2 separate regions of the Mus musculus genome follow, and region 2 is linked to region 1. The links are chromatin loops, found by intact Hi-C in ENCODE. Cell type or tissue: left cerebral cortex. All regions are shown on one strand. Each heading gives the region's core, and the rest is flanking DNA. Links, peaks and the distances in the headings are about the cores only.

Region 1 (2,908 bases), core at 231-2,730:
GCAGACTGGAACTAGCAAGTAGGACTCCTCCATTTGTGGCTAACTTGGCCTAGGTTGACCTTGAACTGCCCCCTCTGAGACTTAGCTTTTGCTTCTGTAAGAAGGAATGGGGAAGGAAAGTGTGGGTTCAGGAGGGACTGGAAGTTCTACGCAGCTCTAGCTGAGCTTTTTTTTTCCTCTACCCACCCTTTCCCTGGGGTCTGTCTATCTTTGCTGCTCTGGAAAAGGGCCTCGCCTCTCACCTCACGTGGATGGGGTTTGGGAGAGTTGAGGAATAAGGAACCCTGGGGGAATCAAGGACTTTCACAGCCTAAGTCTTCTAGGGGGGGTCTCAGACTAGCTTGTCACTAGGGCCTCATGGAAGGGTGTGGCCAGCTGCCCTGTGCCCCTAGGGAGAGATTAGGGGTGGGGTGGGGGCTGGTAGGAGAGAATGCATAGCAAATAAGTTTGGAAATCAAATGAGATCTGAGCTCCCCACCCACTCCCTCAAATCTCTCTACTCGCTCTCTTTTAAAATTCTTGTTTTCTAAAGAGAAAGAAATGCTAAATTGCACCCCCTTTCCCAAGGAATGGGAGCCTTAGTGAGTCACTCCGGAGGTAAATGCCACCTCCAAGGTCCCACGTGTGCCTGTGGAGGCCTGCACAGCTGTGTGGTCACAGCCCCCAACTAGGGTACACATGTGGGTAGGGTGACAGGGACTTTCTGCTTGTCTTGGCTCTGGGGTGGGGTGGGGGGAAGGGAGCTGGGTCCCTGCAGGGGAACCTAGTCAGTTGGCCTGCTTCCTGCAGTATAACCCAGATGGGACCAGGCTTTGAGCCAGTGTGGCAATCAGGATTCAGTTTGAGGCTGGTGAGGTGTGTTTGGTGGCATGGTGGGGCTGGAGTGGGTTGCAGTATGGGTGCATTCGAGGCTCCAGGGGATGAGAGATCAGCCCATGTAGCTGGCTGTGGGAGGCTGCTGAGGGGGCTCTCCTGGTATCAAGCTGGCCTCAGCGAGGTCGCGTGTCAGGGTGGGCGGGGCCAGTGAGGAGGTGTGCCACCTCCCTGTGACCCATTATTCTGGAGGGAGGAGAAGTAGTCCGTCTGTTGGCTGGGGATGCCAAACAAGGGTTGAAAGCAAAAATAGAAACTCACTGGGCCCATCTGGGAGGGGCGCTGAGTTCTGGTGGCTCGAGAGTCCTCCTCTGAGCCGGCTGTTGCTGACGCTGTGTTTGTTCAGCTCTGGGTATTTACAGAGTACGTCACTGGCCTCCTGCCCTCCTCAGGGATAGACTTAGGTCTGCAGACTTTGTGACCGGGAGCTTAAGGTGGGCTGGCAGCTGGAAGGCTCTGAGCATGCTCTAGGATCTGTCTTCATGCCTGTGTTGGTTACACGTTTGACCTTTCCTGGACTGTTTTTAGATTGGTCCCCAGTGCCATCCTCCTGGATCAGAACTCCCCTTGTCTCTGCTGTGGCTTTCCCTCATGAGCCTGGTCCGAGCTAAACAATTCTGGAGTCACTCCTGGTAGCATAGAGAGCTATTTTTGAGCCTCCCGTTAGTGCCTGGTGTAGGGAATGTGTTTATCTTTGCGGTGTTTTGTTTCTTTCTTGTGTATTATAATCTGGGACAGGGATGGCAGCATTATCCAGCCTGCTGTCAGGGCTTCCCTGTCTCACTGGCAGTTCCTGGCACCGTGATTTGGCACCAGATCGAGGGGCCTGAGGGCAGAGATCACCTTGAGGTTCATTTTTGACAATCTGGGAGTTGCAGGTGGAATGGGGTGCCCATGTGAGGTCACATTGGTCGTTACTGGGGTGTGGCAGAGAACTGGTCTCTCCTGCCATTTGCTTGATGCTGAGGGCAGCCTTTGATGGATGCCCTTACCAAAAGCTCACTGAGGTGGTGGTCTCTGAGGATGTGCAGCATCAGAGTCTCTGGCTCTGCCCCAGCCTCCTTATCCGCTGGCTTGGTGCATAGATGTCAAATTCTTCCTCTCTAGTCCACACAAAGGGGTCCTGGGATGATTAGGGAGGATGCCATCTTCTGTCTCAACACTCTGGGATGTCCCATGTCCTCCCACCTGTGGGACAGTGGCAAGTGCTATGGAGGGTTTCCCGTGGCTTAGAGGAGACAGCTTCTGCCTTCTGGAGCAAGAATCTGGCGGGACATAGGGGGGACATCTGGGCCTTGGGGAAACTGTTCCAAAGAATTCAGAACTGTTGGGAGCCTAATTGGCAGAGCAAATGAAAGTACAATAGATAGCCAAAGCTATTAATCACTCATTATCTCCTAAATAAGGTAATTAAGGGGTATTTAAATGGCATATTTATAAGATACCAGCAGGTCTTCAAAAGCACATCGGTCCCAAAGCAATTGGTTTGGCCAACTAGGCCAGGCACAGAGACCAAAGTTCTGGTCCTCTCATTCCTCCCACCCTCCCCCTTCCTCCTGAACTTTAGGGTTCCCAAGTCCCTCTGCAGGGGGAAGGTGATAGGTCACAGAAACCCCTGCAGTTATGAAATGCAGTACAGCATCCAGAGTGTGCTGCAAAAATATTCTCTAGGCATGTCCAACCCTAACATGGTGGCATGGTATTGTCACTTACAAAGTTAGAGATCTGTGCTTGTGATCTATGCAGTGGAGTTACAAAATAAAAATCTCCTAACACACTTACAATGTAGTGTTAGAGCGTAATCATTGCTCTCAATTGGCCTCTTGTGGTCTGTAGGCCACAGGTTGGATATGCCTACAAATTATTTGATATGGCCCTGGGTCTAGACTGGGTGCCATGGCCTGGGCTGAGTTTCTCCTGTGTCTGCGATTGTCACTTGTCATGTGATTGGATTCAGACTGGGGATGCAGTCATGGTCTAGTTTGAGGCTGGTCTGTGTTAATGACTGAGGTCAAGGTTTTAGACCATGGTTGGT
Region 2 (2,908 bases), core at 320-2,819, 47 kb after region 1:
ACACAAGCAAGGGATTATGGGTGATCTCATGGGTAGACTTTAGCGCCTCTTTGTGTGTGAGAGTCATTTCCTGTCCCTAGGCTGGGAGCCACTGAGATTGGAAAGGATGACTGAGGGGGGTTTGGGCTGGATGAGGTGGCTGCATTCCATTGTGAGAGTGTGAACTTCTGGGTAGGCAAGCCCAAGATGACTAAACTGGGACTAGTCAGACCCTATTGTCCCAGCAAGCTCCTGTACCCAATGACAGGGTCTGCCTGCCTTCCCTCACAGCCTGTTTCTTTGTGAGAGGACAGGACCGTGGAGTTGGAGGCATTTGAAAACTGAAGAGATCATTCCTTTCTAGTCACTTCCTCATTTTAGATGGAACGATTCCAGGCCTGACCTGCGGCCTGGGTTCAAATCCTTGTGTGTATCAGTTACCTTTCCTCATTACCGGTACAAATATCTGTCAGGAACTTACAGGAGAAAATGGCTTTGTTGTTGTTGTTGTTGTTTGACTCAGTTTCAGTTAATGTAGTAGAAGGCCTGGCCAGGAAGGCCTTGACCTTAGAGGTTGATATCGGCCACCTACACTCCAGGTCAATAACCTCCCCAAAACAATACCACCAGCTGGAGACAAACACAAGCCAATGGGGGACAGTCTACATTCAAGCCTTCCATTTCCATCTGGAGAAAGGGTCCCTTAACCCTTCTGAGTCTCGGTTGTCTCTGTGAGGCGTTCAGAAAAAACATGAAGATTGTGCTAGACACAAGGTGATGACTGGGCACTCGAGACACAGATGAAAGGACCTGTGTTCATACGGAGGGCTCAGTGGGGACACCAGGTTGGGGTTGTCATACTCTTCTGGCCATCTTACCAGCCTTGGTTCAAGATGGTGGCTTTCTGGCCCTGACATGGGTTTCCTTAGCTGAGTTATCTCTCTAAGATATTCCCATGCTCATTTAGAGTGACCAACAGTATGTTCTTAAGAGGGTCTTTCTGGGTCCCAGACCCTAGTAAGGGGCAAGGTCAAGCTTTTGTCTGTTTCTCTTTAAAGCCACTGGTTTACTAAAGACCTCTACCATTAGCTAAACAAAGTCAGGTGGGTGCAATTTGATCTTGACTTTGAGAAGGCAAATGTTAATGTTAGACACAGGAGGAATCTCAGTTTCTAGATCCTCCTAACCCTGGGTGAAAATTCCATCCCAGCATCCCTACCAAGTGGATATTGCATAACTTGCTTGCATAACCTGGGTGGAGGAGAGTTGCCTGCCTACAGGCCAGCACAGGCCACTGTGAACAACTGTAAACACCGTAGGCACAAGCCTGAGGTACTCAATCCACCATGACATGCTGTTGTCCTGCCCTGGACTCCCTTGGCTCAAACATGGCTCAGCGTGCATCTGTAACTGGATCTGCATCGTGAATCTGCAGTGTAGATCTGTGCGGTGGATCTTCACTGTGAATCTGTGGTGTGGAACTGTAGTGCATATTTACTGAGTAATCTGTACTGTGGATCTGTGGAGTGTGGCTGTGGTATGGACCTATGGTATGGGTCTGCAGGGTGTATCCATAGAGTAAGGAGATCTGTGATGGGGAATCTGTGGCATGGGTCTGCATGTACATCAGCCACATTAATTTGTGTTGAAAATCTGCTATACAAACCAGCATGGCTTCTATAGCGTGGATCTACAGAATGGATCTTCAGTGTGGATTCTGCACCTTGGGCAGTGTGTATCTGCAGGTCCACTTGGGTCTGCTTTTCTCTGGGCTGGACCCTTCCCTTTCTACAGTTATCAGGCTCTAGGTATGTCCTCAATGTGGCCTGAAGTCCTCATTTGGAACTGTAATTCTGGTTTGGACAGTCTCATTTTGCAGCCCTGCATTATGTGACTAGAGCTGGTTTACATGGCCTACATAAGTTTTAGACAGGTGACTTCGACCTGGTCACATGACTTGGTTTTATTCATATAATTCTCCAAGCTTGGGATCTTTATAGCCTTGTACTGAATTTGCTTGGGTGTTTTCAGCTCTGACCCAAGTTGGGTGATGACCAGCAAGCAGAATAGAAGTCAGAAAGGGAGACTGAGTTACGTGTTAACACCAAAATACAAGATTTAAGCTTGTTACCAGCTTGTAAATGTAATAACACACGTTTATAGTGTTCACCCAATGTACATATTCATAAATACTTTGAGACTAAAATAAATATGGGCTAACTAAAGAAATGATAGAAAATCTAGAAAAGTGGAGACCAGGGGAAGATCAATCTCTGTCCCAGCATGCAGAAAAAGTTACACCATTTAGGTGATTTGCGTTGACTACGAGGCTCAGACCCCTGCCCCACCCCTTCTGCCTACCTAGAAAGCTATTTCACAAGGCTGGAAGCTGGGACACCTGTAGGGGAAGGTGACCTGGAGTCTGGATGATGACTGAAGCTTCCGAGGAGCCTTCAGGGACTGCCTGGCAGCAAGACTGGGCTAGAGTGAGGAAGAAAGCTTGTGTTAGTCAACTTACTGGGAAAAAAAAATCCAAAACAAACTACAAACAAAATCCCATAAAAACCAACCAAACAACCAAACAAACACAACTTGATACAATTACTTTTAAAGAAAGACTCAGTGGAATCCAGCCAGAGCTAGTTCATTTTCAGTTTTCAATAGTTGCCAGGCTTTCACTGGACAGGAAATCTCCCTGTTTTTTGAGAGCCCAGGAGCCTCTGGAAAAGGCCTGTTATTTTCTCTGCTTCCCTCGGTCTTCTGTGCATTCTGCTCTTGGAGATCAGTCCCTGCCTGTAACTTTGGCTCCGAGTTTCAGAGGTGTCCTTCCACCATTGCTTGGAGCCTGGGTGGTACAGTGTGGGGGCCATGTCATGGAGAAAGCTGTTCACCTCCTGCTGGCCAGGGAGCAAAGGAGGGACAGGAAGGG

The links. Peaks named below come from ENCODE experiments on the same cell type or tissue, not always from the same donor. Only the 100,000 strongest peaks of a DNase experiment are listed, where the experiment ranks them.
Region 2: a loop joins it to region 1, with 1.9 times the contacts of the local background. A loop is called at or near these places in 10 of 42 quality-filtered maps.

The regions. Positions count from the first base shown.
Region 1 is chr11:72,128,465-72,131,372 of GRCm38, reverse strand. The region is part of intron 1 of Pitpnm3 (PITPNM family member 3); the gene reads left to right. Among named protein-coding and RNA genes, the nearest start is that of Pitpnm3, 6.0 kb to the left of the region's middle. In left cerebral cortex, for the core only: no CTCF peak of the experiment used is centred there; DNase peaks (open chromatin) are centred at 721, 1,121 and 1,627; H3K4me3 peaks cover 778 bases; H3K27ac peaks cover 1,711 bases.
Region 2 is chr11:72,081,145-72,084,052 of GRCm38, reverse strand. All of the region lies in intron 4 of Pitpnm3 (PITPNM family member 3), which reads left to right. Among named protein-coding and RNA genes, the nearest start is that of Gm46286, 31 kb to the right of the region's middle. In left cerebral cortex, for the core only: no CTCF peak of the experiment used is centred there; a DNase peak (open chromatin) is centred at 1,285.